Linked DNA regions of Homo sapiens: regions 2 and 3 are each linked to region 1. A link is an interaction called in ENCODE POLR2A ChIA-PET data of the cell type or tissue named here. Cell type or tissue: OCI-LY7. All regions are shown on one strand. Region 1 holds the start of MSTO1 (misato mitochondrial distribution and morphology regulator 1). Region 2 overlaps ASH1L (ASH1 like histone lysine methyltransferase). Region 3 overlaps SYT11 (synaptotagmin 11).

Evidence for each region. ChIA-PET counts read pairs that join two places held together with the same protein. Peaks named below come from ENCODE experiments on the same cell type or tissue, not always from the same donor. Only the 100,000 strongest peaks of a DNase experiment are listed, where the experiment ranks them.
Region 2: POLR2A ChIA-PET joins it to region 1 with 14 read pairs; 5 of 35 experiments call an interaction of 5 or more read pairs at or near these places.
Region 3: POLR2A ChIA-PET joins it to region 1 with 12 read pairs; 2 of 35 experiments call an interaction of 5 or more read pairs at or near these places.

The regions. Positions count from the first base shown.
Region 1 is chr1:155,606,084-155,614,083 of GRCh38, reverse strand. It overlaps MSTO1 (misato mitochondrial distribution and morphology regulator 1), which reads right to left and starts at 3,866. Exons shown (of 14, transcript NM_018116.4): 1 at 3,752-3,866; 2 at 3,524-3,659; 3 at 2,976-3,045; 4 at 2,793-2,868; 5 at 2,481-2,535; 6 at 2,257-2,395; 7 at 1,984-2,101; 8 at 1,768-1,902; 9 at 1,514-1,666; 10 at 1,109-1,240; 11 at 851-1,035; 12 at 518-622; 13 at 318-427; 14 at 1-25. The coding sequence starts at 3,835. LOC105371452 (a long non-coding RNA gene) reads left to right here and starts at 1,450. Exons shown (of 2, transcript XR_922171.2): 1 at 1,450-1,525; 2 at 4,192-4,475. RefSeq lists enhancers at 3,130-4,004, 4,005-4,879. In OCI-LY7, a CTCF peak has its summit at 6,320; a DNase peak (open chromatin) is centred at 3,986; H3K4me3 peaks cover 1,291 bases; H3K27ac peaks cover 783 bases.
Region 2 is chr1:155,525,977-155,533,976 of GRCh38, reverse strand. The region is part of intron 1 of ASH1L (ASH1 like histone lysine methyltransferase); the gene reads left to right. Among named protein-coding and RNA genes, the nearest start is that of ASH1L-AS1, 32 kb to the left of the region's middle. RefSeq lists an enhancer at 3,298-3,799. In OCI-LY7, no CTCF peak of the experiment used is centred here; DNase peaks (open chromatin) are centred at 3,886 and 4,526; H3K4me3 peaks cover 1,562 bases; H3K27ac peaks cover 2,775 bases.
Region 3 is chr1:155,881,504-155,889,503 of GRCh38, reverse strand. SYT11 (synaptotagmin 11) reads right to left here. Exons shown (of 4, transcript NM_152280.5): 4 at 4,305-8,000. The coding sequence ends at 7,996. Among named protein-coding and RNA genes, the nearest start is that of RIT1, 26 kb to the left of the region's middle. In OCI-LY7, CTCF peaks have their summits at 2,576, 2,777, 6,094 and 6,415; DNase peaks (open chromatin) are centred at 3,783, 4,133, 5,323, 7,043 and 1 weaker place; H3K4me3 peaks cover 3,994 bases; H3K27ac peaks cover 5,685 bases.

The sequences.
Region 1 (8,000 bases):
CCAAACACTGGGATGCTCTCCACTGCTGTGGAGGGAGAGGAAACAGAGACCTGTAGATGGATGATTATTCTGCCCTGGGACTCTGCCAAACTGATAAGGAAGTCCAACCTTAGTAGACTTGATTGTAAACTCAACAAATTTGGTGTATTGTCCCCTTAGTACACCAGTACTCCAGAGGAAGAATGCTTTTCTTGGGAGCCATAGGGTGAATAAAGGAATGTTTAACTGTGGACTTTTTCAGCACTTTTAATCCAGGAATGGAGATAGTAAAAACTCTCCCATACTTGAAATCTCAGTTTTCTTCACCTCCTACATACCTGCTCCCTTGGGGGAACCATCCAGAACCATACCCGGTGGACTGCAGCTTGAGAAGAGGTGGGGGTAAGGAGGAGCCACCCTGCAGGGAGTCAGCAGCAGATGGGAAGAACTGTGGGGGCAGAGAACAGCCATTAAGTGCGTAAGAAGTCAAGGGAGGGTTGCGGTTGGCAAGAAGGGCAGGAGCAACCGTTACACTGACCTCATGACTCCAGGCTGCTGCTGTTGTAAATACTGAGCCAAGATTTCTTCCCCAGTGGTACATGCATGAAGGGCAGAGGGTGGAGGTGTCCCTGGGGTGAGCTGGCTGCCAGAACAAAGCCAAAACCACCATTAGTCTGTGGCTGCATGAATAAGAAACAGAATTCTTATGTTCTCAGGCCATCAGCTGGATCAAGATATTCAAAGCCCTTTTTTTTTTCCTTTTTAAGGGGTGGGGAGGGAACAGTATCATTAGAATGCCCCAGAGAAATTAGGGGAAGATGGATATGAGACAAAAATCTGACAAGGACTCCTAAGGACCAACAGCTCTCACCTTGTGTGGCATGCTCTGTCTATACCCCTCAGCACCACTGACTGGGCAAAGCAACGTGTTCCAGAAGGCTCCCCACATGCAGACAGTGGGGTCCATGGGGTGGCTCCTCCAAACTGCATCAGGGAATCAGGAAGGGACTGGCCTGGAGCCAAGGGGAAAGGGATGATTGCTCCTGCTGTCACCACCTAAAGAGATGGAAGAGAACACGTTATAGGACATTTTCTCAGCACTGACCCAACCCCTTACAAAGCTTCATACCTTTTTCCCACAGAAGCTCAGCATGTCAGCCAGATGAACCATGGAAACTGGAGAGGAACACAGGCGATAAGGAACAGTGACTGTGTCCAGGGCTGTAGCCAGGATGGCACTGCAGTGGAAGGGCAGAGTGGCCTGTAAGAAGACACCAAGATGGGCACTTGGCCTCAGGCCTGGAAAAGAATGTGTGGAGGCAGAATATTAACACCAGAGAGACCCAGGGGACGAATCAGGGGTATGTTTGACCCCAGGCTGGACAAGCATAGGACAGTGTGATCTGAGAGGCCACATCACAGCTGAGTTCAAGCTCGGGCCTCAAGAACAGAGCCAGTAACAGACAGCGGCTGACTGGGAGCATGAGGAGGCCCTGTAGCCTGCCGCAGTCAGAACAAGAGCACCGAGACTTACATCATAATGCAGGTAAGGGAAGCTGACAGGTGGCTCGGGTCGCAGGCCCAGGCTCCCACCCAAGGACAAGGGGCAGACAAGAGAGCTGTGAGCAGTCAGGTGCACGAGACCAAAAGCTGTGTTTAATAGACGATAGATGTTTCTCTGGGCCTCCTGGTGAAGAAAGAGTAGTTTGTATTAAGCAGCTCTCCCACTGGGATTCTGATTTCTCCCTCCCCACTGTGTGACTGTTTACTTCTCTAAGTTCCACTCACCCCACGATGGTAGGGACCAGGTAGCAGGCCCCAGGTTATTATTCCCCGCCCTGAATATTCATCTTGTAGCAGCTCTGCCGCCTTCGCGCCTACCCCAGAGAAGCCATCGTGCAGGTCACACAGGATCTGGAAGCCCTGGACGGGGGTGAGTGACAAAAGATAGTTAGCAGGATGAGAAGAGCTTCCACCCTGGAGTGCACATTGCCACGCCACTACCTGCAAGTAGTCACATTCCTCCACGTAGAAATGCAGCCTGTCCTCCAGCTCTTCCTGGTACTTGGGTTCCTTTAGGACACTTTCCCCTTGGCCAAAAGCCTCCAGCCGACCTGCTTCCCTGCCACAAGTAAACATGATCCAAGACTTACATCTCTTCCCTCAACTCCTCAGCCTCTTGTCCTGGGGAAGGGCAGGGAAGATGGCCTCAAGAGCCTCATCCTGCATTGGTGGGGACCCATGTTTCTTGCCTCAAAGCCTCTGGGGTCCCCATACCCATCGTGGTTGTACTTCTGAATCATACAGATGCTCCGGGGATGGAGATGGACTCTGAGGAAGTCTGACCAGACCCTGATGCTGGCCTCTGTAGGGATAAGTGGTTTTGGAGTTGTAGCGGTGGGGAGTGGTGAGGAACCTGAAGACAAGCAGAGGAAATGTACCTTTCTCCATGTTTCTGCTCTACCCAAGCCCCCATCCATCAGTATCTGGAGAAGTCTCACCTTTGCCATTGGGAATGGATTTGACCCTCCAGACACCATCACTACTCAGCACTCCCTGGGAGGGGTCAGAAAAATCGACATTTAGTTCCAGGCAGTTTAGAGGCAAAGGTTGCTTCGTCCTCCTTGAGTTGGCTGGCCACACCGCATAGCCTCCTTTCTGTTCACCGAGTCGCAGTCCTTAGGAAAAGGAGTGCTTTTTCCCAAAATATCATTCTAAGACACTTAAAATGATTAAAATCCCCGTTTACCTGCCCCTATGGAGACCCTCGGGTTGTGGCACCGGGTTAAAAAGTTCAGGACAGAGGCCCTCACCTCTGCACTCAGAAAGTCTTGGAGATAAGGGTTCTTGGGATAGAGTTCCTCTTTGTGTGTGGTGAGCTTCCCCTGCCTGAAAGAGTTTGGAGATTGATCAAAGAAACTGCACTCTGATCAGAGTTATCCAGCGTTCTGCGTACATACACGATCCCCACCCTTATCCATACATCAGTTACACACCATGCTATTGCAGCATCCAACTGTTTGTCCCTGTAGAGTCCACCTTCCTCTTTTAGGGAGCTCAAACTACCTGTACAGAAATAACAGAGACAATGTTAGGTCAAAGCCTGGGCACCCTTCCCCTCTAGCTAACCTTCCTCTGATCACCTGACAACCTGCTGTCACCATCTCTCCAGCACTTGGCTCTTCCAAGCTTTCTGGGATATACACTAGTTGGGGGAAAAACCTTGGCTTAGGAGAATCTAGATTCCATCTTTCGGTTCCCAGCTTAGTCATTAGCTGTGGGACGCGGGGGGAACCACATCCAGGGGTCTGACAGGAGTGCTGCAGTTCAAGTCCTCACTGTCTCCAGGGCCTAGCAGCCTATTCCCGAAATGGCTCTTGAGCAACTGTCGTGGGCCCCTCGAGTGTTGGCATGTTGTGCTCAGCTCCTCATCTCCGGTCCTGGAGCTCGGTAAGGTGGGAGGGTCTTGAAGATAACGGCAGCGCAAGGACTAGGCACGCGGAAGGGAAATAAGGGGCATCGGCTAACTCTGCCACCACCTCACCCTTCAGATCCATGAGGATGAGTCGCGGCGTGTAGGTCTCCTGGCCGTGCAGCGTCCGGCCCGTACGATACAGGACGTCGGGGCACAGCTCTCCCGGGGGCTCCTTGGAATCGGTCGCTCGGCCCAGCGCAGCATCCTGGGGAAGCAGAGAGGACGAGGCAGGCCGGCTGAACGTCGGGACTGTAGATCCCGAAGGGCTCCTCGGGGGCAGCTGCCGGCTGACCTCACCTGCTGGTTCCACCAGTGCGCGCCCACGAAACCGGCAAAATGTCCCAACTGCAGTGTGAGCACCTCCCGGGCCCCGCCCGCCATACTGCGCTGCTCCACGGGGCCGCCGCGCCTCAGCCGCGCCGCTCGCTGCTCCTAGCCGATTGGCTTGGCAGGCGCGTGGGCGGGTGTTATTCTCGGCTACTTATTGGCCCGCAAACACATCCTTTCCCATTGGAGAAACGATGCGCCGATCCCTTCCTACCTCTTCCTAGACGTGGCCCAGTCCGGCTTCTCTGTGGTTGCCTGTGAGGGGCGGGGCTCCACGGGCCACGCCGTTGCTCCTGCTCCACGTTGGAGCGGGGTGGGCGCCGTCTCCGCCGCTGACTTGGGGCCGCCAGGGCGCGGGCCGTGGAAGGCTCTGCTTCCTACTTGTCTTGAGGTCTTATCCCTTCTCACAGATCTCTCCGCTGGCTGATAGCTCCCCGGGCAAAAAGAAAACCTTGCCAGAAAAGCGGAAGCTCCCCTAAAGCCTCCCATGCCCCTTCATCTCTTCAGAAGTCACGTGGACCACGACTAATAACCTGTGGACTGGCTTAGCTATCATATCTCTATCATTTACACGTATTTATCTATCTCTGTGTATCTAACACCTTATGTAAAGAGAGTATGTATCTGTTGGCGTCTTTTGCTCAATATGGTTTATGTAATTCATATTTTTGCAAATATCTATAATTCATTTTCATCACTGCGGAATAGTCCATTGTATGAATACGCCACCACTGATCTATTCTAAAGAAAGAATAGGCTGGGCGCGGTGGTTCACGCCTGTAATCCCAGCACTTTGGGAGGCTGAGGCGGGCAGATCACGAGGTCAAGAGATCGAGACCATCCTGGCTAACACGGTGAAACCCCATCTCTACTAAAAATACAAAAAAAAATTAGCTGGGCGTGGTGGCGGGCGCCTGTAGTCCCAGCTACTCGGGAGGCTGAGGCAGGCGAATGGCGTGAACCCGGGAGGCGGAGCTTGCAGTGAGCCGAGATCACGCCAATGCACTCCATCCTGGGCGACAGAGCGAGACTCTGTCTCAAAAAAAAAAAAAAAAAAAATATATATATATATATATATATATATACTGCTGATAATAGCTTTTGGGATTGTTTCCAATTTTTGGGCTATTAGGTGCTATGATTAACATTCTTGTGTGTATTTAGAAACAAGGCAAGGGCCGGGTGCGGTAGTTTACGCCTGTAATCCCAACACTTTGGGAGGCCGAGGCAGGAGGATCAACTGAGGTCAGGAGGTTGAGACCAGCCTGGCTAACATGATGAAACCCCGGTCTCTACTAAAAATACAAAACATGTAGCCGGGCGTGGTGGCGGGCCCTTGTACTCCCAGCTGCTCAGGAGGCTGAGTCAGGGAATCATTTGAACCTGGGAGGTGGAAGTTGCAGTGAGCCGATATCACGCCACTGCACTCCAGCCTGGGAAACAAGAGCAAAACTCCTCTCTAAAAAATAAAAAATAAAAAAATAAAAATAAAAATAAAAAAGGCCGGGCGCCGCGGTTCAAGCCTGTAATCCCAGCACTTTGGGAGGCCGAGGCGGGTGGATCACGAGGTCAGGAGATCGAGACCATCCTGGCTAACACGGTGAAACCCCGTCTCTACTAAAAATACTAACAATTAGCCGGGCGTGGTGACGGGCGCGACCTGTAGTCCCAGCTACTTGGGAGGCGGAGGCAGGACAATGGCGTGAACCCGGGAGGCGGAGCTTGCGGTGAGCCGAGATCGCGCCACTGCACTCCACCTTGGGCAACAGAGCCAGACTCCATCTCAAAAAAAAAAAAAAAAAAAAAGAGATAAGGCAAATATTGGTTGGGCGCAGAGGCTCACGCCTGTATTCCCACGTTTTGGTGAGGCTGAGGCAGGAAGATCGCTTGAGTCCAGAAATTCGAGAATGTGAGGGTAGACTGGACAATGTAGTGAGACTCCCCCTCCCCCTATCCTCTCTATAAAAGAATTTTTCAAAAAATTAGCTAGGCAGCCCACATCTGTAGTCCTAACCAGAGGCTAGGGTGAGAGGATCGCTTCAGCGCAGGAATTAGAGGCTGCGGTGAACCATGATTGGAGCACTGCACTGCAGCCAGAGACAGAGGGAGACCCTGTCTCAAAATTTTAAAAAGTGACAAAATGTTAATTGAATCTAGGTGAAGATTATAGGTGTTCTTTTGCAGTACTCTCTGAGCATTCTTGTAGGTTTGAAATTTTTTCAAGAAATAAAGGTTAGATGCTCTTATCTCTTCTGAGCTCTTTGTATTTTCACATGTATTATATTTAGTTTTGTTTATTTATTTTGAGACTGTCTCACTCTCTTTGCCCTGGCTGGAGTGCAGTGGTGCAATCTCCCGGCTCACTGAAGCTTCAACCTCTTGGGCTGAAGCGATCCTCCCACCTCAGCCTCCCAAGTAGCTGCAATTACAGGCATAGGCCACTGCACCCGGCTAATTTTTGTATTTTTTGTACAGAAGGGGTTTCACCATCTTGCCCAGGCTGGTCTCCTGAGCTCAAGCGATCTGCCCACTTCGGCCTCCCAAAATATTGGGATTACAGGCGTGAGCCAATATGCCCGGCTACTATTTCACTTTTCTAAGTATGATGTGGGCTGAAAAGTTTCTATAGATACTCTGACAGTTTAAGGAAGTTCTCTGTCCTGATTTGCTAAGAGTTTTGATCATGAATAGATTTGAATGTTTTTTACAGCTTTCTCCAAACCAAGATAATTACATTATTTTATCCTTCCTTTGTTGTGCTAATGAATAAATTACATCGTTAGATTATCATGTAATACTATCTTGCATTCCTCAAATAAACCTAAACTCGGCTAGGCGCGGTGGCTCAGACCTGTAATACTAGCACTTTGGGAGGCCGAGGCAGGCGGATCACAAGGTCAGGAGTTCGAGACCATCCTGGCCAACATAGTGAAAACCCTGTCTCTACTAAAAATACAAAAATTATCTGGGCGTGGTGGCACGTGCCTGTAATCCCAGCTACTTGAGAGGCTGAGGCAGGAGAATCTCTTGAACCAGGGAGTCGGAGGTTGCAGTGAGCCAAGATCGCGCCATAGCACTCCAGCCTGGTGACAGAGAAAGACTCCAACTCAAACAAACAAACAAAAAACCTAAATTCATTTATGTTGATTATCCTTTTAAAATATTGGATCTGGCTGGGTGTGGTGGCTCACACCTGTAATCCCAGCACTTTGGGAGGCCAAGGCGGGCGGATCACGAGGTCAGAAGTTCGAGACCAGCCTGGCAAACATGGTGAAACCCCATCTCTACTAAAAACACAAAATTAGCAGGACGAGGTGGCGCGTGCCTGTAATCTCAACTACTCAGGAGTCTGAGGCAGGATAATTGCTTGAACCCGACAGGCAAAGGTTGCAGTGAGCCAAGATGGGGCCACTGCACTCCAGCCTGTGCGACAGATGGAGACTCTGTCTCAAAAAATAAATAAATATAAAATATTGGATCTGGGCCGGCTGCAGTGGCTCATGCCTGTAATCCCAGCACTTTGGAAGGCTGAGGCAGGTGGATCACTTGAGCCCAGGAGGTCAAAACAAGCCTGGGTAACATAGTGAGATCTTGTTGCTACAAAAAAAAAGGCTGGGTACGATGGCTCACACCTGTAATCCCAGCACTTTGGGAGGCTGAGGCAGGCGATCACCTGAGGTCAGGATTTGAGAACAACCTGGCCAACATGGTGAAACCCCATCTCTATTAAAAATACAAAAATTAGCTGGCAGTGGTGGCACGCGCCTGTGGTCCCAGCTCCTCGGGAGGCTGGGGCAGAAGAATCTCTTGAACCTGGGAGGCGGAGGTTGCAGTGAGCCAAGATCATGTCATTGCGCTCCAGCCTGGGAGACAGAGTGAGACTCCGTCTGAAAAGAAAAAGAAAGAAGAAGAAGAAAAAATAGAAAAAAAAAAGTTGTATCTTGGCCAGGCACAGTGGTTCTCACCTGTAATCCCCAGCATTTTGGGAGGCTGAGGCAGGCGGATCACTTAAGGCCAGGAGTTCGAGACCAGCCTGGCCAACATGGCGAGACCCCGTCTTTACTAAAAATACAAAAAAAAAAAAAAAAAAAAAAAAAAAAAAAAGGCTGGGCATGGTGGCCAGTGCCTGTAGTCCCAGCTACTCGGGAGGCTGAGGCAGGAGAATTGCTTAAACCCAGGAGGTGGAGGTTGCACTGAACTGAGATTATGCTACTGCAGT
Region 2 (8,000 bases), 80 kb after region 1:
ACGGTATCTACAGTGTGTGTCACAATTCTCAAAACATATTTTGAGGCTCTCAGAAAACATTTGTTGAATGAATGAAGGAATAGATTAAGAATGATGAATCCATAAAGGAAATGATGAAATGGTTGGAGAGGTGTTGGGAGAACCAGTAGAATGTATCATAGAAACCAAAGAGTTTCAAACGTAGCAAATATGCCAAATGTAGCAGAGAGAAATAATAAGATCGAGACTAAAGATGATCTTTTCTTTTTTTTTTTTTTTTGAGACGGAGTCTCGCTCTGTCATCCAGGCTGAATGGAGTGCAGCGGTGCGATCTGGGCTCACTGCAACCTTTGCCTGCCAGGTTCAAGTGATTCTTCTGCCTCAGCCTCCCGAGTAGCTAGGACTACAGGTGCACACCACCACGCCTGGCCAATTTTTTTTTTTTTTAAGTGGAGACGGGGTTTCACCATATTGGCCATGCTGGTCTCAAACTCCTGACCTCATGATCCACCCGCCTCGGCCTCCCAAAGTGCTGTGATTACAGGTGTGAGCCACCACGCCCAGCCTAAAGATGATCTTTGGGAGGCAGCAAAGCATAGTGGTTAAGAGGAGCGAAACAGACCTGTTTCTGCCTTTTATTGGCCATTAGCCTGTCTTTTCATGTCTAAAAAGGGAATAATAATAGTAACTACCGCATGCTGATTGTGAGCCTTAAATGAGATAATATATGTAAAACATTTGGCATAGAGCTTTGTACATGCTAAGAACTCAGTAAGTATTTTATTACTTTTACTGATGCTAAATTCACTGTGAGGACTCATTTGTAGTACTTTAAAAAATTTGGTTGATTTTATATTGTTTTGCTGAATAGTGTTCCATCAAAGCATGGCTATTCCCTTTCTACCCCTGAAAATAGATGGGGTATTTACATATAAAATGATTTCCAAACATAGTTGTCTTCCAGAGTAGTTCTGTATCTCAGACCAGACCTTCGCCACCAACACACACACACACTCTCTCTCTCTCTCTCTCCCCCCATATATATATACACACACACACATATATATGCACACATATATACACATACATACATATACATACATACATATATATATACATATATATACACATATATATGTGTGCATATATATATATATAATTTTTTTTTTTTTTTTGAGACAGAGTCTCACTCTGTTGCCCAGGCTGGAGTGCAGTGGCACAATCTCGGCTCACTGCAACCTGTGCCTCCTGGGTTCAAGTGATTCTTCTGCCTCAGCCTCCTGAGTAGCTGGGATGACAGGCACCTGCCACCACACCTGGCTAATTTTTGTATTTTTAGTAGAGATGGAGTTTCACCATGTTGGCCAGGCTGGTCTTGAACTCCTGACCTCAGGTGATCCACTCGCCTCAGCCTCCCAAAGTGCTGGGATTTATAGGCATGAGCAACCACGCCCAGCCCAGACCACTATATTAATAACAGTGTATTAGTTAATTTTTATCAGATCCACTGTTTGTTACTTGGATGTGGGATTAGAATGGCAGGTGTTGGGGTGGATAGAGGTCTTCATTTTGTAGAGAATATGTATTTGTAAATTTGTAGGTAGTTTTTAACATATTGTTAGATTATCATACTTTGTTTTTATACAATGTATATGTCCTATTAATATAATTAGTAATTTCCTTTTTAAAAAACATATGGTTAGTAATTTTCTAAAGAGTTTACTTAATGCTGTAATGATTTGTGCAAAAGTATTTAATGCTGTAGGTACAGTGTTACTTTCCTTTGAATTTGGACCAGACTGTCCCACATTGTTCCAGAGATTTGAAAACATAAATCCCAAAATTGCATGTGAGATGAATATTGAGTTTGCCTGTTTGAGTGAAGAGATTCTAGCAATCTTAGGTCTGTGTTTTTCCTTGGAAATGTATTTTAAGTTGAATATATTGTAGTAGAAACCAAAATAAGTTGTGTTACAACATGGCATCCTTGCCCCTGGATGGAAAACCTAGATTGTTTAGATATTTTTCCAAAAGCTGAAAGAATGATATTCTCAATGAACATTGCTTTGAAAGTTCAAAAAACAGCATTCTGGCAGCTGCTGTAGGGACTGTTTTTCAAGCAGTTTACATTCAGCAGATAAAAAGCACTCTGTTGTGAAATATCTTCAGAATTTGGGTTTATCTTGACTAGAAACTCTTAAATTTGGTATGTGGGGTTTGCCAATCATGATTTTCCAGTTTTACTACCTAAATGGATTCTCAAAATATGCCTGTAAGCATACTGTTCGTTTTTCTCCTTGATCATGTTAGGGAAATGTAGTATTTCTCTCTTCTCATATACATTTTTAGGGGGGGAAATAAATGTTTTCAAATCTCTTTTCAGTTTATTGGTACTCTGCTATTTATGTAATAATATGTGTCACTTGGATTAAGTTTTATAATTTTTTTTCATTTTTAAAATGAGAATCATGTTTCTGTCAGACCTTTCTCTGTAATGTTTTGAAAGGGAATTAAGTGCAGATAAAAAATGAATTCTTTGCTTGAACCCGGGAGGCGGAGGTTGCAGTGAGCCGAGATCACGCCACTGCACTCCAGCCTGGGTGACAGGGAGACTCTGTTTCAAAAAAAAAAAGAATTCTTTGGAAAAATGCTGAAATTCTTCATTTATACATATAAATTTTGCAGTTATACATATTAAGACATGGAATTCTTTCATTACAAAAATTGTAATGGGAAAATTTAAAATGTATGCATTTGTGAGTAATGAATATAAAAGCAATTCTTTTTTTTTTTTTCCAAATTGTAAAATGTTGTGGGTTTTTTGTTACATCTGTTTTTTGAGATGGGGGTCTCTCTTTATTGCCCAGACTGGAGTGCAGTGGCACGATTCTAGCTCACTCCAGTGTTGAACACTTGGGCTCAAGTGATCTTCTCATCTCAGCCTCCAGAGTAACTAGGCCTACAGGTGTGTCCCACCACACCCAGCTAATTTTTTAATATTGATTGATTGATTGAGACAGAGTGTCACTCTGTTGGCCAGGCTGGAGTGCCTCTGGAGTAGCTAGGACTACAAGTGTGTCCCACCATACCCAGCTTATTGTTTGATTGCCCGGGCTAGAGTACAGTGCTGTGATCATGGCTCACTGCAGCCTCGACCTCCTAGACTCAGGTGATCCTCCCACCTCAGCCTCCTGGGTAGCTGGGACGATAGGCACGTGCCACCATGCCCAGCTAATTTTTTTGATTTTTTTTTTTCCTTCCCGAGACAGAGTCTTGGTCTGTCACCCAGGCTGGAGTGCAGTGGCACAGTCTTGGCTCACTGCAACCTCCACCTCCTGTGTTCAAACAGTTCTCCTGCCTCAACCTCCTGAGTAGCTGAGATTACAGGAGCGTGCCACCATGCCCAGCTAATTTTTGTATTTTTTTTTTTTTTTAGTAGAGACGGGGTTTCACCATGTTGGCCAGGCTGGTCTCAAACTCCTGACCTCAAGTGATCTGCCTGCCTTGGCCTCCCAAAGTGCTGGGATTACAGGCGTGAGCCACTGAGCCCGGCCTAGAAAGGGGACAATTTGAAGCTCGTAAAATATAACCCACATAAGTCAGGGAATTAATTCTACAAATATTTATTGAACACCTACTATATGCCAGCTAGTGTTCTACGTGCTGGGATATAGCAGTGAACCAAACTGATAAGTCTATTTCCTGGTAGAGTTCAAATTTCAATGGAAAGATGTACACAACAAATATATAGTACACCAGGTGGTAAGAAGAGTATGAGAATAAAATAGGATACTGAATGTGAGTAGAGGGTGGTGGGGGGATAGGTGTTTTTTTTAGGAAATGCTTCTTCTGTAAAATTACGTTTAGACAAAGATACGAAGGAAGTGAAAGAGCAAGATATGCAATTATCTGGGGAAAGGGTGTTCTGTCAAGCGGAATGGTAAGTGCAAAGGTCCCAAGGTAAAGAGTATTTTTGTTGTGTTTGAGAAACAGAAGGGAAACTTCTTTTTTTTTTATTTTTTTTATTTTTTTTTGAGACAGAGTCTTGCTCTGTTACCTAGGCTGGAGTGCAGTGGCGCAATCTCGGCTCACTGCAATCTCCACCAGAAGGGAAACTTTTGTACCTCCTTCTTGGAACTAAGTGAGGAGACTGGTAGGCGATGGAAGAGAGGTAGAGAGGACTTTAGGACAAATTAAATTGGATCTTTAGACCATTTAAAAAATTTTGGCTTCTGCTTTGAGGGAGATAGGAAGCCTACGAAAGGGTTTTGAGCAGAGGAGTGACATGATCTGAATCAGGCTTTGAAAGGATCACCCTGCAACTGAATTGAGAAGACTGGAAGAGATATGAGGGTTGAAGCAAGGAACCAGTTAGAAGCATGTTGCATTTTGCAAGCTATGCATCTGACAAAGGTCTAATGTCAGCATCTGTAAGGAACTTAAGCAAATCTATGAGAAAAAAAATGATTAAAAAGTGGGTAAAGGACATGAACAGACACTTCTCAAAAGAAGACATACATGCAGCCAACAATCATGAGGAAAAGCTCAACATCACTGATCATTCAAGAAATGCAAATCAAAACCACAGTGAGACCATCTCACATCATTCAGAATGGCTATTAAAAAGTCAAAAAAAAAAAAAAAAAGATGCTGGCAAGGTTGCAGAGAGAAAGGAGTGCTTATACACTATTGGTGGGAGTGTAAATTAGTTAAGCCATTGTGGAAGACTGTGGTCATCCCTCAAAGACCTAAAAACAGAAATAACATTTGACTCAGCAGTCCCGTTACTGGGTATATACCCAAAGGAATATAAATCATAAAGACAGATGCATGCGTATCTTCATTGCAGCACTATTCACAATAGCAAAGACATGGGATTAACCTAAATGCCCACCAATGGTAGACTGGATAAAGAAAATGTAGTACATATACATCATGAAATGCTATGGAGCCACAAAAAAAAAATGAGATCATGTACTTGGCAGGATCATGGATGGAGTGGAGGCCATTATCTTTGGCAAACTAGTGCAGGAACAGAAAATCAAATACTGTATGTTCTCACATATAAATGGGAGCTAAATGATGACAACACATGGACACATAGAGGGGAACAACACACACTGGGGCTTATTGGAGGGTGGAGGGTGGGAAGAGGGAGAGAATCAGGAAAAATAACTAATGGGTACTAGGCTTAATACCTGGGTGATGAAATAAACCCCCATGACACAAGTTTACCCACGTAACAAACCTGCACATGTACCCCTGAACTTAGAATAAAAGTTAAATATATTAAAAAATCAATAAATCAATGGACTTTGAGTTAAGCAGATCACCCTCCATAATGTTGGGGAGGAACTTCATCTACTCAACTGAAGGCATTAACAGAACAAAAGATTGACCTCTCCTCAGTAAGAGGCAAGTCTGCCAGCAGAATGAAAACATTGGGTCTTCCTGGGTCTTCAGCCTGCCACTGACCCACCCTGCAGATTTTGGGACTGGCCAGCTTCCATAATCATGTGAGCAATTCCTTTAAATAAACCTCTTTCTTTAAAAAAAAAAAAAGCTATTGCAATAATCCATTCACATATTTATCATCACTTGGATCTAATAGCTGTCAGAGTAATGACAACTGGTTAGATTCTGCATACATTTTGAAGGTAAAGCTGACAAACTTAGCTGACCAAATGGACATGAGGGGTTTGAGAGAAAAAGCAATTAAGGATGGGTAGAGATTTTTGGCCTAAATATTTCTCTTTGGAATTACCATATTTTGAAATGAAACCTGTAGGAAGAATAGATTTGGGGCAGTGGGCAAAGATGAATTGATTTTAAACATGTTAAGTGCCTATCTATTACACAATCCAGTCAGTATGTCAAGTAAGCATTTAGATATGTGAATCTGAAGTTCCAGAAAGAGGTCTCAGCTAGTCTCTATCTGAAGATAGAAATTTGTGAATCATCAATGTTAGATGAAATTTAAAGCCGTAAGACTGGATCTGGTCATTTGGGAACTGAGTGTAGATAGAAAAAGGAAGAGGTCCGGGTACCCTGCGTCACTCCAGTATTTAAAGGTCATGGAGGAAGGAAAGAACCTGCAAAGGAGACAGAGGGTAGTAGCCAGTGAGGAAGAACAATCAAGAGAGGAGTCCCAGAGCTGGGCACGGTGACTCATGCCTGTCATCCCAGCTACTCGGGAGTCTGAGGTCGGAGGATTGCTTGAGGCCAGGACTTGAAGACTAGCCTGGGCAACCTAGTGAGACCCTGTCTCTAAAACAGTGAAAAAAAATTGGACATGGTGGCACATGCCTGTATTTCTAGCTACTTGGAATAGCTACTTGGGGTCTGAGGCAGGAGAATCACTTGAGCCCAGGATTTTGAGGCTGCAGTGAGCTATGATTGTGCCACTGCACTCTGGCCAGGGTGACAGAGAGAGACCTTGACTCAAAAAAAAAAAAAAAAAAAAAAAGGTATCCCGTAAGTCAAGTGAGGTAGCGAGGGAGCTGTTTAGCTGTGCCAAATTCTGTTGATAGGTCAGGTAAGATGAGAGGACTGAGAATTGATCATTCTTCTTAGCAATGTGGAGGTTGTTGGTGACCTTGACTAGCAGTTTCTATGGAGGGGTGGCAGTGAAAGTATAATCAGTATGTTCAAGAGAAAAAGCAAGGATTGGAGGTCAGGGAGAATAGACAATATAGAGAATTCTAACAATTTTGTTGTGAAGAGGAACAGAGAAATGGGAAGATGGTGGAGGATGTGGAGTCAAGAGGAATTTTTTTTTTTCTTTTTTTTTGAGACGGAGTCTCGCTCTGTCACCTAGGCTGGAGTGCAGTGGCACCATCTTGGCTCACTGCAACCTCTGCCTCCCGGGTTCAAGCAATTCTCCTGCCTCAGCCTCCTGAGTAGCTGGGATTACAGGCATGCGCCACCACACCTGGCTAATTTCTTATATTTTTGGTAGAGATGGGGTTTCACCACGTTGGCCAAGCTGGTCTTGAGTATCTGACCTCAAGTGAGGTCTGCCCGCCTTGGCCTCCCAACTGCTGGGATTACAGGCGTGAGCCATCTTGCTCGGCTAAGAGGAATTTTCTTCCATGAGAGATATTATAGTATGTTTTTGTTTTCAGGCTTATTGGCATTATTCAGAGGAAATATGAGAAATGGATGATGTGAGAGAGAAAGGAGATAGTTGCCTAAATGAAGAGGTTGAAAGGAGAGATCGTTTATATATTGTGATAGGAAGGCAGTCAGACTATAGGAACAGACACAGGTAGGAAGGTAGGTAGATATATGGTGGGCACTTGTGGCACTTTTCTGTTTGTTACTGCTTCCTATCTGACTACTGCTGTGATCAGATAGGAAGCAAAATTAGGGACAATGAAGAAAGGGGAGATGGGATGAAATAGTTTTTTAGGAGAGTGGTAGAGGGAATAGATTAGGGAAGTGTATTGGCAGCACCAAGGGCTTACTCGGAGTTAGTGGTCAGGAATATAAAATGAGATCATTGAGTGTTATTGTTTTTCTTAGACTAGCTGTGATGGTACAGAGACAGAAGATGTATAAAATATGATTTGGAAGTATGTTAGTGCTGAAATTAGGATATTTTAGTAAATTTACAGAAAACCACCTATGTGAAATATAAACATATTAAGAAAAAACTTGTGTATAGTTTTCTCATTGTAACACAAGATAAAGTTATGTAAAACAGGAAAAAAGACATTTGCTACATGCCAATCATTGTATTAGAAGTTACAGGAACCTTAAAATTCACTCATTCATTTATTCAGCTATTTATTGGGTACTAAAATTTGTGCTATTCATTGTTTCAGCTGCTGGGGTTACAGTGGTGAGCAAGCCAGAAGAGGTTCCTATCCTCATGAAGCTTATATTTTAATTATACAGTTGGCCTTCCCTATCTGTGATTCCGCACCTGTGGATTCAACCAACTGCGGATGAAAAATATTAGAAAAAATTAAAAATAACAATACAATAATAAAAAATTATACAAAATTTTAAAGTACAGT
Region 3 (8,000 bases), 280 kb before region 1:
TTATTAAGATTTTGGAATCTTGACTATTTTTTTCTTTTCTCTATTTTCCAATTTTTTCTTTTTTCTTGAGACAAGGTCTTACTCTGTCACCCAGGCTGGAGTGCAGTGGCACTATGATGGCTTACAGAAGGCTTGAACTCTTGGGCTCAAGGGATGTCCCACCTCAGCCTCCCAGGTAGCCAGGACTTCAGGTACACGCCACCATGCCTAGCTAAGTTTTTGACTTTTGTAGAGACAAGGTCTCCCTGTTGCCCAGGCTGGTCTTGAACTCCTGGGCTCAAGCAATCCTCCTGCCCCAGCCTCCCAAGGTGCTGGGATGACAGCTGTGAGCTACTGCATCTGGTTCCAGTTTTCTTTTTTTTTTTTTTAAATGGAGTCTCGCTCTGTTGCCCAGGCTGGAGTGCGGTGGCACAATCTCAGCTCACTGCAACCTCCACCTCCCGGGTTCAAGTGATTCTCCTGTCTCAGCCTCCCAAGTAGCTGGAACTACAGGTGCATGCCACCATGCCTGGCTAATTTTTTTGTATTTTTAGTAGAGACAGTGTTTCACCATGTTAGCCATGATAGTCTCGATCTCCTGACCTTGTGATCCGCCTGCCTCGGACTCCCGAAGTGCTGGGATTACAGGCGTGAGCCACTGCGCCCTGCTCCAGTTTTCTTATAATGTGCTTATATTAGTTTATAATTTGAAAATATTTTGTAGTTCCTTCACTGAAACTTTTAAAGAGCAGGAATTGATTCTCCTTCCATTCTCTCTTCCTCTCACAGGGAGGATAAATTACACAGAACAGAAAATATGAAAAGTGAATCACTCCAGACTTTAAGGCATGTAGAGAAATCCACAAAGAGCAGTTGCAAGGGTCATATTACCCCCAGTATATTACCCTAGAGTGTTGCATTTTCCTGTGTTTCTTTTCTTTCTTTCTTTCTTTTTTTTTTTTGAGATGGAGTTTTGATCTTGTTGCCCAGGCTGGAGTGCAATGGCGCAATCTCGGCTCACCGCAACCTTTGCCTCCCAGGTACAAGCGATTCTCCTGCCTCAGCCTCCCAAGTAGCTGGGATTACAGGCATGTGCCACCACGCCCAGCTAATTTTGTATTTCTAGTAGAGACAGGGTTTCTCCGTGTTGGTCAGGCTGGTCTCCAACTCCCAACCTCAGGTGATCCGCCCGCCTTGGCCTCCCAAAGTCCTGGGATTACAGGAATGAGCCGCCGCACCCGGCCTGTGTTTCTTTTCTTTTAGAGCATTTCCTAATTTGTAATCATATATTTATTAGTGTAATTATTTGATTAATATTGTCCTCTGCTACACTCTACAAGAACAGCACTCTTGTTCACCAATGTATTGTATCTGTAGTGCCTGGCACATAGTAGACACTCAAATAAATATTTGTTGACTAATAAATGAATGAGAGGCCATTATCCTAAGCACAGGAACAGAAAACCAAGTACTGCATGTTCTTACTAGTAAGAGGGAGCTAAACATTGAGTACTTATGGACACAGAAACGGCAACAATAGAGACTGGGGACTACCAGAAGGGGGAGGGTTTAAAAACTATCGGCCTACACTTTGGGAGGCCAAGGTGGGTGGATCACCTGAGGTCAGGAGTTCAAGACCAGAGAAACCCCGTCTCTACTAAAAATACAAAAATTAGCCGGGCGTAGTGGTGCGGGCCTGTAATCCCAGCTACTTGGGAGGCTGAGGCAGGGAGAATTGCTTGAACCTGGAGGCGGAGGTTGCGGTGAGCCGAGATCGTGCCATTGCGCTCCAGCCTGGGAAACAATTGTGAAACTCCATCTCAAAAAAAAAAAAAAAAAAAATTAGCGGGGTGTGGTGATGCATGCCTGCAATCCCAGCTACTCAGGAGGCTGAGGCACAAGAATCACTTGAACCCAGGAGGCGGAGGTTGCTGTGAGCCAAGATCATGCCACTGCACTCCAGCCTGGGCAACAGAGCAAGACTCTGTCTCCCGGAAAAAAAAAAAAGACCAGCCTTCCCAAGATAGTGAGGGCCACATCTCTACAAAACAAAATTTAAAAATTAGCCAGGTGGCCGGGCACAGTGGCTCAAGCCTGTAATCTCAGCACTTTGGGAGGCCGAGGCAGGTGTGTCACCTGAGGTCAGGAGTTCAAGACCATCCTGGCCAATATGGTGAGACCCTCATCTCTACTAAAAATACAAAAATTAGCCGGGCAAGGTGGTGCGTGCCTGTAATCCCAGCTACTCAGGAGGTTGAGGCACAAGAATTGCTTGAACCTGGGAGGCAGAGTTTATAGTGAGCCGAGATCGTGCCACTGCACTCCAGCCTGGGCAATAGAGTGAGACTCTGTCTCAAGAAAAAAAAAAAAAAAAATTAGCCAGGTATGGTGGTGTGCACCAGTCTCAGTTATGTGGGAGGCTGAGGTAGGAGGATCAATTTAACTCAGGAGGTCGAGACTGTAGTGAGCCATGATTGCGCCACTCTATTCCAGCCTGGGCAATAGAGTGACTGTTTTAAAACAAACAAACGAACAACTGGGTACTATGCTAAGTATCTAGGTGACAGGATCATTAGGATCCCAAATCCCAGCATCACTCAATAAAGCCAGATAACAAAAACCTGCACATGTGTCCCCCCTGAATCTAAAATGAAAGTTGAAAAAAAAAATTATGGCTGGGTGTGGTGGCTCACACCTATAATCCCAACACTTTGGGAGGCTGAGGCGGGTGGATCACGAAGTCAGGAGTTTGAGACCAGCCTGACCAACATGTTGAAATCCTGTCTCTACTAAAAATATAAAAATTAGCCGGGCATGGTGGCGCCCTCCTGTAGTCCCAGCTACTCAGGAGGCTGATGCAGGAGAATCGCTTGAACCTGGAAGGTGGAGTTTGTAGTGAGCCGAGATCACGCCACTGCACTCCAGCCTGGGCAACAGAGCAAGACTCTGTCTCAAAAAAAAAAAAAAAGAAAGAAAGAAAGAAAGAAAATTATTCAAGCCAAACATCAAACATTAACTTTTGCCATTTAATGTTTCACTCAGAAATTAAACTTTCATAACCCAGTGCAAGCTGCATAAAGAAAAAGATAATTTGACTGGGCGCAGTGGCTCACGCCTATAATCCCAGCACTTTGGGAGGCCGAGGTGGGTGGATCACAAGGTCAGGAGATCAAGACCATCTTGGCTAACACAGTGAAACTCCGTCTCTACTAAAAATACAAAACATTAGCCGGGCGTAGTGGCGGGCGCCTGTAGTCCCAGCTACTCAGGAGGCTGAGGCAGGAGAATGGGGTGAACCCGGGAGGCAGAGCTTGCAGTGAGCCAAGATTGCGCCACTGTACTCCAGCCTCGGCGACAAAGCCAGACTCCATCTCAAAAAAAAAAAAAAAAGAAAAGAAAAAGGTAATTTATTAAGCCTTGGAACTGAGAAGGCTCAGATCTGTCTGAAGACACGGCTTCATCTGAGGTCAAAGATGTCATGGAGTCTGATTTCTCTCTCCCCCTGTTTTAGCTGTACTTCTGTGCAGGCTCCATTCTCAGGCTCTCTCCTCTCTGGGGCACAGTGACTACAGAAGCCTCAGCCCCACATCCTCCCATGTTCAGGTCTAGGGAGATCCTTCATAGCTCCTGACAGGCCTTGAGGCCGGGTGCGGTGGCTCACGCCTGTAATCCCAGCACTTTGGGAGGCTAAGGCAGAAGGATAACTTGAGGCCGGGAGTTTCAGGCCAGCCTGGCCAATATGGTGAGACCCCCATCTCTACTAAAAATACAAATATTAGCCAAACTTGGTGGCACGCACCTGTAGTCCCAGCTGCTTGAGGTCGCTGGAACCCAGGAGGCGGATGTTACAGTGAGCCGAGATTGAGCCACTGCACTCCAGCCTGGGCAACAGAGCGAGACTGTCTAAAAAAAAAAAAAAAAAAAAAAAAAAGTAAATGAATGAATGAGGGAACAGAATTGGCCTGTCTCAGGATTGCTTTTTGGGATAAATATTTCCAATTAAAGGGGCAGATTGATTCTCAGCACTACGAACCATCATCTCTCCCTCTGGTAGTGATGGTCTCAGAAATTACATTTCAAGAGGAAAACAGAAAGACCAGAAGTCCTAACTACAGCAAGCAGCAAACCAACTCACTTGTCAAATGAGAGTATCTAGGATGGGAGCCTGGAATCTGCATTTTTAAACAAGTGCCTCAGATGATTCTGAATCAAGTGGTCTGGGGACCACAGTTTGGAAAACACACCCTAGAACATCCTTTTGGAGTCTGAGTGTTAACCTCACTGAGAGTCCTCCAGCTTTCCAGAGAATCAGGCTGACATCACTGTGCCTATGTAATGTGAATCAGTCTTTATTTTGCACTTGTGTGGTGCATTAACAAATTCAACATACAAGATAGCATTACATATTGTAGATTAGCATTACAGCATTATGCAATTTCACACAATTCATGTTAGCTTTTTCAGTTTTCTTTTTTTTTCAAAATTTGACACATTTATTTTATTTTTGAGTTTCATTTTTACAAGAGAAGACACAAGGTAAAGAAAGACAACCACTTTGGAGAGGGATCATGGTGAGGGCAATGTCACTGTCATGGCCATAGTACAAGCCTTCCAAGAAAAGGGACCTGCGTTATTCCCTCTCCTGAGCAAGCTGCCCCTGTCCCACAAACCAGTTCTATCTGTTTTCACATCTAGAGCACTGTCCATAAACATGTCCATCTTGGCTGTGCTCCAGTGAGATGAACTGAAAGAAGGAATAACTCATAAAGGGACCTTTGTTATTAAGAAAAATTCTTGTCTTCCCAAAGGAATCAAGATCTCTTCAGAGAAGGAGCAACTGTTGGAAAATCAGAAGTGACCATTCCCTAACCTATTCCTGACCACGAATGCCTTGTGCAAAAGCTAAGATGTGACTCTCTTGTCTTTCTTTCAACTGACTCTTAGGAGAAGGCATTCCTCCTCCACTCTTATCAGTTAGCTCTGGAAAGAACAAATGTGAAAGCCAAAGTCAGCTAAGAAACTTTGAGACGGCAAAGTCAAGGGCACGATGGATCAGGCCTGAGGTAGGAGGGAGGAGCCCTGCACTGTCCGCCTCTTTGCCTTTTTCTGGCAAAGACACTGAGGCAGTTCCTAGGCTACAGAACAACTGGTTCCTCCCCTGTCACCTCAGCACCCACTGCTCAGTAGACCCAAAGATGCAAGGAATAAAGCTACAAGGAAATGGGGAAGAGAGAGGAGAGTGGGGTGAGGCTGTTTTCCCAGACGTTTGTCAGGAGGAGCTACAGAGGCACACACAGCAGGGCAAAGACCAGACTATCTCCACCTGTTGTTTTGCATTGTTTCTGGGAAGGAAACAAAAGCGGGTTTGCTCAGCGATTTCTGATCTTTAGACATTAAGGCGATGAAGAGGAACCATTTAAATTTTTTCCTAATGGGGCTTCAGAATGCTCCTGTCAGATTTACATTAAACTATCTCAAAATGCATTTTTAGAAAACAAAAATTATTTTCTTCTACTTATGATACAGTATTTACATTTCATGGGGTATAGGACAGAGACTAGTGGTATGACCCCAACTGATGGTGAAGTTGTGAGTCAGATTATGGGGGGTGGGGGTTGGCAGGGACAAGAACAGAGAGTAGGCTTTGTGACTGCTCAGAATTGCTCTGCATTGTCAAGAACATGGGCTGAAATCAAACAAAAGGTTTAGGGGGAGCAGAATGGTTTTAAATCCACAAAAGCTGAGGGAACACTGAAAGCAAGATCACCCCCCCGTCCATAGAGACTCAGCTTTCCGACTCCCTTCGCCAAAGCAAGGTTAAAAGTGATGTTCTTCTATGGAAGTGAACACTTCAGTCTCAACTAACCTTTCACGCCCTGGATCAAGCTGTTAAGCAACAGCTTGACTGAGTTCCTCCTCAGGTGGGCAAAAATATCTACTGCCTATCCAAGTTTACCTAGTTTATTTTAATTAATTAATTAATTAATTTTTGAGACAGGATCTCACTCTGTTACCCAGCCCAGAGTGCAGTGGCATGATCATGGCTCACTGCAGCCTCTACCTCTGGGCTCAAATGATCCTCCCACCTCAGCCTCCTGAATAGCTGGGACCACAGGCGTGCAGCACCACACCTAGTTAATTTTTTGTATTTTTGATAGAGATGGAGTTTCGTCATGTAGCCCAGGCTGGTCTTGAACTCCTGGGCTCAAGCGATCTTTCCACCTCGGCCTCCCAAAATACTGGGATTACAGGCGTGAGCCACTGCGCCCGGCCCCAAGTTTACCTATTATCCATGGAGTCTGTGCCATCTGCAAAGTCTCAACGTTGGAGACACAGCTGCTGTAGGAGTAAAGAGACTTGAATTCTAATCCCAGAAAGATGCTGAATCTCTCTCAACCTCTATTGCCCATTGGTAGAAGAAGAATTGCATCCTGTAGTTCCTCCATCCCTCCACCATGTGGTAAGACATAAATTCCAAGAATTATGCAGCTCGTTTTGAGGAAAAGAATGCTCTGAAAGAATCCAACTTATCTTCATTCACTCAGTCACACTGTTATTTTTTTAAGAGCTAAATTTTTATTGAAAAATTTAAGGAGAACTTCTGAGGGCCCCTGTTTTATGAAGCAAAGCTAACCTCATTACAACATCTAAGCTATTTGAGAAGACTCTAAAGCATCTCCATGGTCGGCATTTCCAGAAAAACAAAGGCCAGTGTAATTCTTCAAACCTCTGATGACTTCCAACCCATCAACCAAGAAATGGCTGTCACTACAGTAGATAGCTGCAAAGGGGAATGGCTGTCGTCACTTGTCTCCTCTCCTTGTCCTTATACCTGAAAACAGCTTTTGGGATCAGCTGGATGTGTTCATTGGTACTATCCTATAGCTGAATTTGAAGTTTCCAAAGCTCCTTTTAGAGAAGTCATCAAGTTTGATAAAATCCAAGTTCTGATGTCTTGGATGCATAAGTCTGATGTATTCTCTGTGCTTCAGTTAGGTCTGTCAGTTAATTATAGACTGCCTTTTACTACTTCATAGCAGAAGAGCTGATAGCAAAAATACCCCATTTCTCAATTCCTCTTTCTCCTGCAAACCTTGCCTCATCCACCCCACCTTTGTTTCTTGGCTTACTGCAGACCTCTAGACCTTGAGGTCAAAGAGCAGAGATATAAGAGGCAATAAAAAGAAAAGATGGGAATGATGAAAACATGAGGTTTTATAAGAGCAAAATTTTCTTCTGCAGAGGTGGGGAGTGGGAGAAATTCTCCAGAGAAGCCCAATAAAAAGAAGCCAATTTCAGGTAATCAGCAAATACAATTCAGCACAAAACACAATTTCCATGGATTAAAATCTGCAACTTGATATTGGCAGTTAGGCTAATTTCTTCAGTTTGTATTAGACATGCAAGTATATGGTTACATTGTTATATATAGATTTATAGGGGTCTTTCCCTCTCTTTTGTCCCCCATTAAAAAAAAAAAACAAAACAAAACCAGAGGCCGGGCACGGTGGCTCGCACCTGTAATCCCAGCACTTTGGGAGGCCGAGGCGGGTGGATCACCTGAGGTCTGGAATTCGAGACCAGCCTGGCCAACATGGTGAAACCCATCTCTACTGAAAATACAAAAAATTAGCCGGGCATGCTCGTGGGTGCCTGTAATCCCAGCTACTTGGGAGGCTGAGGGAGGAGAATCACTTGAACCTGGAGGGCAGAGGTTGCAGTGAGTTGAGATCTCACCATTGCACTCCAGCCCGGGCAACAAGAGCGAAACTCCACCTCAAAAAAAATAAAGTAAAATAAAAGATTCTAGCGCCTTGCAAAGCAGAAAAAAAAACATCATTGCTAAGAACTGATCTGCAGCTGTGGTCATATAGGGTGTTCTTTGTGGAATTTGTTTTGTAAGAAATTTTCTTCTACAACTAAAATGAGGTTTGGAGTCCACTTCTCTGTCATCTTTTTCCCCTCCACATCCCTCCCCAGCTTGGCCCCCGGGGATTAGAGGAGAGAAGAACAGGATTAGT